Regions from separate parts of the Homo sapiens genome. Here region 2 is linked to region 1. Evidence: read pairs that join two places in POLR2A ChIA-PET (ENCODE). Cell type or tissue: PC-3. All regions are shown on one strand. Links, peaks and the distances in the headings refer to the core of each region. The heading gives the core; the rest is flanking DNA.

Evidence for each region. ChIA-PET counts read pairs that join two places held together with the same protein. Peaks named below come from ENCODE experiments on the same cell type or tissue, not always from the same donor. Only the 100,000 strongest peaks of a DNase experiment are listed, where the experiment ranks them.
Region 2: POLR2A ChIA-PET joins it to region 1 with 5 read pairs; 2 of 35 experiments call an interaction of 5 or more read pairs at or near these places.

The regions. Positions count from the first base shown.
Region 1 is chr4:64,399,032-64,403,431 of GRCh38, forward strand. The region is part of intron 1 of TECRL (trans-2,3-enoyl-CoA reductase like); the gene reads right to left. Among named protein-coding and RNA genes, the nearest start is that of TECRL, 8.2 kb to the right of the region's middle. In PC-3, for the core only: no CTCF peak of the experiment used is centred there; no DNase peak of the experiment used is centred there.
Region 2 is chr4:64,270,992-64,275,391 of GRCh38, forward strand. LOC124900851 (a long non-coding RNA gene) reads right to left here and starts at 2,907. Exons shown (of 2, transcript XR_007058451.1): 1 at 1,718-2,907; 2 at 1,187-1,241. In PC-3, for the core only: a CTCF peak has its summit at 745 (motif pointing left); no DNase peak of the experiment used is centred there; H3K4me3 peaks cover 1,396 bases.

The DNA of each region.
Region 1 (4,400 bases), core at 159-4,158:
TTTTGTTGTTGTTGTTCTTGTTTTATTTTGTTGTTTTAGGCTTGAAGCAGCCTGTAGACATGGTTTTAGTTTCTGTCTTCAGTGATAAGCATAAAAGAGAGATAAAGAAGAGGCTTTACTGGCCCAACCAGACAAACAGAAACTCAGAACCCACGAGTGTATTCTCTCCCTGGGACACCTCTGGTTGTGGAATAAATTTCTAAGCAGCAAAGTGTTCAAGATGCACACTGGCTACTTCTCATAGCCTAATTTCAGATGCAGTAGCAGAAGAATAACTTGAAGTTGGAACTTATATTTAAAAGAGAAGCAGAGCATAAATGTTTGCAAAAAAAATGTAGCCTGGCCACACGGCATAGAAAAAAAAAGAGTTTTTTGAGAAGTAATTCGAGCAGGCTACTGAGCAACCACTTGCTAGAGAAATTTGTGTAACTAAGAAGAAGGCAAGTGCTGATAGCCAAGACAATGAGAAAAAGGCCTGGAAGGCATCTCAAATATCTAAGAGGCAGCCCCTCCCACCAGAAGCCCTGAGGCCTGGGAGAACAGAATGGTTTCCTGGGCCAGGTTTTGAGCCCTGCTGCCTTGCCTAGACCCAGGACACTGCTTTTGCCTCCTGGCTGCTGGAGCTTCAACCCTGGTGCAAAGGGACTTATGTACAGCTTGGGATGCTGCTTCAGGGAGTGTAAGTGGTTTTAAGCCTGCAGGTGCACAAAGTGCCAAAGTTGAGGCTTGGGAACCATTGCCTAGATTTCAGCGGATATATGAAAAAGCCTGGGTGTCCAAGCAAAAGCCTGATGGAGGGGTGGAACCATCATGGAGAACCTCTACTAGGGCAGTGGGAAGCCATCATGGAGAACCACTACTAGGGCCGTGCAGAGTGTGAAGTTGGAGTCTCCACGCAGAGTCCTCACTGGGGCACTGCCTCATGATGTTGTGAGAAAAGGGCCACTGTCCTCCAGATCCCAAGAATGATATATCCACCAGCTTATGTTTGCCTGGAAAAGTTGCTGGCACTCAATGCCAACCTACCAGCCTGTTAGAGCAGCCATAGGGACTGAACCCTGCAAAGTCACAGGAGTGGAGCTATCCAAGACCTTGGGAGCTCACTTTATCAAACCAGTGTGTCTTGGATGTGAGACATGATATCAAAGGAGATTATTCTGGAGCTTTAAGATTTAATTATTGTTCTACTAGGTTTTGGACTTGCATGGACCCTGTAGCCACTTTCTTTTAGTGGGTTTCTCCTTTTTGGAATGGGAGTGTTTACTCAATGCTTGTACCTCCATTGTATCTTGCATGTAACTAACTTGTTTTTGATTTTACAGGCTCATAGGTGGAAAAGACTTGCTTTGTCTCAGAGAGACTTCAGACTTTGGACTTTTGAGGTAACACTAAAATGAGTTAAGACTTTGGGGGATTATTGGGAAGGCATGATGGTATTTTGAAATGTGACAAGGGCATGAGATTTTGGAGGGACCAAGGGCAGAAAAAATATAGTTTGGGAATTTGTCCCTGCCCAAATCTCATGTATAAATGGAATCCCCAGTGTTGCAGGTGGGGCCTGGTGGGAAGTGATTGGATCATGGGGGAAGATTTCTCATGAATGGTTTAGTACCATTCTCTTGGCACTGTCCTCTTCATAGTGAGTGAGTTCTTGCAGGATCTGATTGTTTAAAAGTGTGTGCCATCTCCCCTCTCTTCCTCTTTTCTCCTGCTTTGGTCATGGGAAGTGCCTGCTCCCCGTTAGCATTCTGCAACAATTGGAAACTTCCTGAGGCCTCCCCAGAAGCAGATGCCACTAGGCTTCCTGTACAGCCTGCAGAACTGTGAGCCAATTAAACATCTTTTCTATATAAATTACCCAGTCTCAGATATTTCTTCATAGCAATGTGAGAATGGCCCAATGCAACAAATATAAGGGAAAACATAATAAGTTTGCCCAGTGTCACAACCTGGATAAGTGTGTGAGGTGGCTGAGTGTCTTAAAGCCTAAGCAGATCCCAATACTATCTTGCCTCCCAAATGTGGCAGTCTTGAACAAGCTCACACAAGATTTCTTCTCCGTTTTATAGAACTGTCTTCAGGGTTTCTACTACACATTTTATCTTCCACGTAGTTGACAGATTTAATTTCTGAAAGGCAGATCTGAAAAAAAATGATTACCCTGTTCAAAGAAAAATAGTCCAAATGCCCTAGCAAGGCAATCAGGCCCTCTCTGATCAGCCCCAGCTATACCATTTTAATCTCAGTTTGCTCTGTTTTGAAGTATCACACCATGTACTTAATTACACCAACCCAGGAAGCTTGGCTTATTACTTTCCTGCCTCTTTTTTTCTTGGATATGCTAAACTTTCTTCCTGGGTTGCTCTTTCGACCTCAACCAGGCTAATGTTCTATACTATATACTTTTCAAGATCCTTTCAAGTGCCATCTTCAGCTAAACAATTCTTTGACTCTCATACTCATAACTAAATTTCTTTTACATAAAAGAATTATTTCCCTAGACTTCTCAGTATAATTTGTGTTAAACTTGTGTATGCTATTTATTATATTGTAATTTGTTTTAAATGTGTTATCTGTCTTTCCAATTAAATTCATGCATTTTAAGGTTAGCAAATACATTTCATTATAAGCTTCGTGTAATCTAAACTATTTGAATAACAAAGCAGGCATAGCTCTCTCAAATGTGTACGTCTCTCTTGACATAGTCACCACTTCACTGCTAGTTTCCGTAGACAGAAATGTTATTTAAGCTTTATGTATGTTTTTAAACTAGTGTTTCCAGTATTAATTGTATTCATTCAATCTTGATTTAATAGGAAATAGGTTTTCTCTTATTTGCACAATATGCTCCCCTTAATTTCATTCCTTTAATGGTTAGCATTTCTTTGTTTACCTCATCTTCTCAGATTTACCATTTTAAGTAGAAAATTTCCAAAGAAAACACAATTTATTCACTTTTCATTGGTCTAAAAAATTTAGATCATTTTTGCTATTTTTTTATATGTACAAAACAAACATTTCAGAGTTACTTTTCCCTTGCCTACCAAGGGAAATACAAACTTTAGAATCAAATTCAAGAAAAGCCTGGATATGACCTATTCTTTTTTCTGAACCCAAGATAGTTTTATTGTAAAATAACATTTAGATGGCTTTCAAATGTTTGAATCATGGCAGTGTTAAAAATATTTCCATGTCATCTAATTTGGTGCTTCTCAAACTATGTAGAGTAAAGTAATTTTTTTTAAACTTCTATTTTGTCATGGACTGATACATTTGTAAAATACAATGAAAATAAACTATTAGAAAAAAATACTAATATATCAATTATAAGCCTCACTATTTTATGATTAAAATAGTAGGTTGGGCAAGCATAAAATATCTCTTTTAAACGTCTATGATAGCTTACAAATGCCCACTCCTAACTATTGGATTATATACAGTAATAATAGATATTTGAATCATTACTGGGATGAGGAGTACATCTGCTTATAGGAGACCCTAAGTGGCACATAAAGGAGTTGTCATCTCTTTTGGACAATACGGAATGAATATGAACTATACAGATTGTGACGGAACACACTTCAAGCAAGGGAATCAAATTTTCCTGAAACTCAAGAAATAAAAATTACAAAATGTGTATTGAGCCTGATAAGTAGTATAGAATGTTGACACATGTAGTAATAGAGAAGAGCTAGAAAGTAATCTCAAGAATGTGAATTGGGGTACATAAGAGATGTATAAAGTTGAAAAATGAAGGGTAAGTCTGTAAAAAGATCTGCTACCTACAAAAGCAATGCCTTCCAGTGAACTCACGTGTCTTATCTCCCAATCTCCCATTGTTTATAATCCCCCATCCCAGATTAGAGTTCTCCCTAAATCACTCTGCCTAAAGTAGTCTAGTTAAACTCAATGAATATCACACCATTTAATATAAGGGATACTTATTGCATTTCTCTGTGCTTCTTAGCCATATTTGACACCACTAATCTTGTCCTTTTTACTTAAATTATCTTGGTGAGGTTTCTGTGATAAACATTCCCCGTGTTCCTATCTCTCTGGTACATTCTCCTTGTTTTCCCTTATCATCTTCTCTTTATTTAAAACACATGCTGAAGTTTCTCAGGCCTCTGTAACTGGTTCTTTTCTCTTCCTACTCATTACATTGTTCTTTACAAATGTATCTTCTCTAATCCAACAGCTACAAAGATCACCTATACATTTTAAATTTCCAAATCAACATATTTAACCATGACCACTCCCCTGAGTTCTTCACAGCCAAAGGTCTAATGGTTAACTATACATGGATATCACACAGGAATCTCCAACTTAAAATGAAAAAAAAAAGGATGATTTCTAACTGCCTGTCTACTTGTCTGCACTCAAAATAAGAAAGCAAGCTA
Region 2 (4,400 bases), core at 190-4,189, 130 kb before region 1:
ATTGACAACTATTTAAATCTACAATTATTTCTATAAAAATAGAGAAAAAGTATTATAAGTTATCTAAACATCTTGCTTTACAGATAAGAAAACTCATGTCTAAACAGGTAAACATACTTATCCAGTGTCAGATAGTTTAGGATAAACCGGTTATATTTCCTAAATAACTTATTTTCTGAGACCCTTACCTTCTTCTTAAAGTAAAAGTACTTAGATTTAAAAGAAAATCTTATTTGAATTATATATCCAACTGTACTCTATTGTATGAGTCAATATAGGTGATTAGATAAAGCATAACAATTTTTTCTACTTGGAGACTCTGAGGAAGTTTGAGAAAGCTTTTGGAAAATGAACCATCTGAAGAATTGGTAGTAAGTAGATCATTGATGGAGGAAGAAGGAATTGTGAGTATTAGTTTATCAAAGAAATGAAAGCGGCTGGAGGCAAATTGCTAGGCAAATAGGGGCAGGTTTCCCGTGAAACCCCACCTTCTGGCTGGAGACAGCCTGAAATCTGAACCCCAGGCTGCCAGTTCCACGTAGAATCCACACCCACAGTGAAAATTTCCTTGATGCCTGTTAGCCAGTCAAATGATGCTTTTTCCAGGCCCACTCATGGACCACTCAGCACACACTTCTTCCTGCCCGTAGACCAATGAGCATGTACCTCATTCTGAGCCCATAAAAACCCCCAGACACAACCAGACTGGGACAGACATCAGGAGCGCCCCCCAGCGGGTAGGAGCTACCCACTTTGGGTCTCTTCTCTGCTAAGAGCTGTTCTGTCACTGGGTAAAAGTCTTCTGCCACGCTCACCCTCCAGTTGTTGGTGTAACCTCATTCTTTCTGGATGTGGACAAGAGCTTGGGCCCCACCGAATGGCAGAGGCTGAAAAAGCTGTAACACTCTCCTGGCCTTCTTGCTGAACTGTGGGCAGGCCTGCAAAGGGCTGTAACACATTCCTGGCCAGCTTGCCAAGCTGTGGGTGGTGACACCATCCCGATCATCGGACTGTGAAAGTGAAAGTGAAGAGCGCCAACACTTCTGGGGGCCCAACTTCATCAGGATTCCCCAAGCCGGAGCTTGTGGCCACACCATGTGATGGGAAGTGATGGCAGGGGTGAGATAACCAGGGAGTTCTAGGTGGGAGCAAGGTGGCAGGACTAAAAAAGCCATTATAATCTTAGTCATTTGAGAAATATTTATTGGCACCTTTTATATCCTAAGCCTTGGTCTATGTTCCTGGGAAATATGAATGAAAAGAATGAACAACAATACGATTTCAATGAGTTAGCATTTTAAAAACACGAGACATGATCAGCATAATAATTAACCAACTAACTAACTAACTAACTAAATAAATAAATAAATAAATAAATGTAATTTTAAAATGATAAATTCCTCAGATGCCGGCTGTGGAAATGAGAGAGCTGTAGCACCCCGCCCCCCTTGGGGTTCTGCAGTTGCTGGCGTCTCCAACTTTTTTGTGTGCCACCACGTTCCCCACATTCCCCTCATCCAGACCCCAGCGCCTGCAGCAGAAACTGCTTGCTGTACGCCTGGTCCAGCCGCAGCCTTATACAAAACTGGCACCTGTGTAGGCACCTGGAGCTGCCTGCTGCACCACAACAGCCAGAGCGCCTTGTTGTGCGCAGTGGCTGGATCCTACACTTGCTCGCTTAACACCCCTCGTAGCCCCACACTTGGCTCACTCTCACCAGGCCTGGGTTCCGGGCTGTTAGCGGGAGCCAAATGCAAGCTACTGGTCCGAGTTGGGGCAACAAGCTCTGCAGGTGCGAACAAAACTCAAGCAGAGGCACCACCAGCCACACAGGTTTCTGGCTGGCAAGAAGTGACACCCAAAGTATCCTGTGACAGAAACGACTCTCGTTTACAAGCTGACAGAACAATGGGATAAACCAGAAATTATGTACTGGGATTATTGAGAGTATTTCTTATATTTTTAATAGTTTTATTTCTGGCAACAGACTACGGGATTTCATTTCCCAAACACATGGTATGAAAATGTCTTCTATATTCTCAATAAAATCAATAATTATGCATTTGTTTTGTAAATATTTCTGAACGACTTTTTTTCTCACATTTCAAGAACCATTAGCAAACTAAAGTTAAAAACCCAAATCCCATTTTAGCAGGAACTTTTATCTCAGGAAATGCTGCTGTGTATTTTCACAATCAAACCTCCTCTGAAGGAGGCCTAATTAGAGGCTTCATTATGCACCTGGTGAAAATTAACTTTTAAGCAGCCTTTAAAATAAGTTTTTAAATTATCATTATGCAAAAACTGCAAAAATACCTGTAATTGTATTTACAAAGCAAAATTGTTATAATCACCTCTAACATTCAGGAGCAACCTCAGGATTTTAAATTTTTTAATAAAAATTAAAATAGAAACCCTCATTATTGATTCATGAACCTTTTTTTATGAGCACAAATGTTATCATTGACATTTGTCAACTGCTAAAATTTAACATGTACTGAATGCTAGTTCCTTAAAATTGAACTTAAATATCTTGGAAATATGTTTAATTACTGGAATAAAGGTAAAGGTCATATATAAAATATTTAAATATTATTATGAATTTTACTATTTTCTTAGGGTTAGATTTTGGAAATAGTATTTTAAGAGAGAAATAAAATTGAACATACACATTTTAAAAATGAGACTATTTTCATTTTGTATGCTTCATTTAAGGAGTAATGTTGCTTAAAATTGATCTGTGTGTGTGTCTGAGTCAGAGAGTAACATTTTTTTCCACCAGTGTTGCTAACAAACAAAATGCACTGCAGTCTATTTTGAGCCACAGTTAGCCAAAAACTAAAAATGCACATATATAGTCAAACAGAATTCTTTTTTTTTTTTTTTTTTTCAAGACCAAGTTTCCCTCTTGTTGCCCAGGCTGGAGTACAATGGCACGATCTCGGCTCACTGCAACCTCCGCCTCCCGGATTCAAATGATTCTCCTGCCTCAGCCTCCTGAGTAGCTGGGATTACAGGCATGTGCCACCATGCCTGGCTAATTTTGTATTTTTAGTAGAGACGGCGTTTCTCCATGTTTGTCAGGCTGGTCTCGAACTCCTGACCTCAGGTGATCCACCCGCCTCAGCCTCCTGAGTAGCTGGGATTACAGGCATGCGCCACCATGCCTGGCTAATTTTGTATTTTTAGTAGAGACGGCATTTCTCCATGTTTGTCAGGCTGGTCTCGAACTCCTGACCTCAGGTGATCCACCCTCCTCAGCCTCCCAAAATGCTGGGATTACAGGGGTGAGCCACCATGCCCAGCCCAGAATGCATTTTAAAAGTAACAACTAGAGGTAGAAAAAGTAGAAACTGGAGGTAGAAGGGTTAGGCACTGGAAGCAGTTATGCGGTAATTGATGTGTAGCTGCAGCTGATGCATCTCTTTGTTTTGTTTTGTTTTTCTCTCTCCAGCTATTTTTTATGAAAATACTGGGAAAGACAAAGATGTGGCATTTTAAAAACACTGGGTTTTTTTTGACAAATTGTTTTGGGATAGAGAATTAAACAATTTTTCCAAAAGTAACTACTAGAATAATAATTAAATTAAAGGAACTGTTGATTTTTTAAATATTGTTATCAAAATCTAGTATTAGAAAACTCTGAGGTTATCAAATCTCATATTTCTTACTATGCTCATAAATTTAAATATTTAAATTACTGGGTACTAGTCTTAAACTCCAAATGGGATGTGCAAAGCTATAGTTTGGCAAGAGACCTCCTGTTATGATATTTTCCCACTTTTGCTTGAGATTATTATCAATCTTTGCTTTAAGTGAGATTCATTTCCCAACCGGGTCCAGTCTTTATTTCAGCAGTTTCATCTTCCTTAAGACCCTCTGAACTGACCTATCTTTGGATATGTACAAGAATTACTAAACACCAAGAAAACCAATGGATAATCTGTGAAGATATCATGGGGCATGAATTTACAGAACTATGCATTTATCTGAAGAAAGACTTATAACCAGTAATGGTGTATTTTTAGTTTTTAGAGTTTTGTTTGCTTTGTTTTGTTTTAATAAATGACATATTCGGCAAAAGTTATAGAAAAGAAGAGCAAATACATTCTAAGAAATTATAATAGAGAAAGGGCCTTAGGGAAGACTGAAAATGGGAATCAGATTCATAATTCCATGATTTTTAAAGAAGCATTTACAGGTTGAGGTTGTCAATCCCTTTATATCCCATGTAACCCAAAGAATAAAAGAACAACATATGGATACAACTTAATATTGCTTTTAATACACATATTCTAATTGATTTTAATTAATTCTACTAATTTTTTTTCTAAACATTTATATATCTTTTTTTCATATTAAAACTGTTTAGGATATGTAAGCCAGGCAGTCTTTGATTC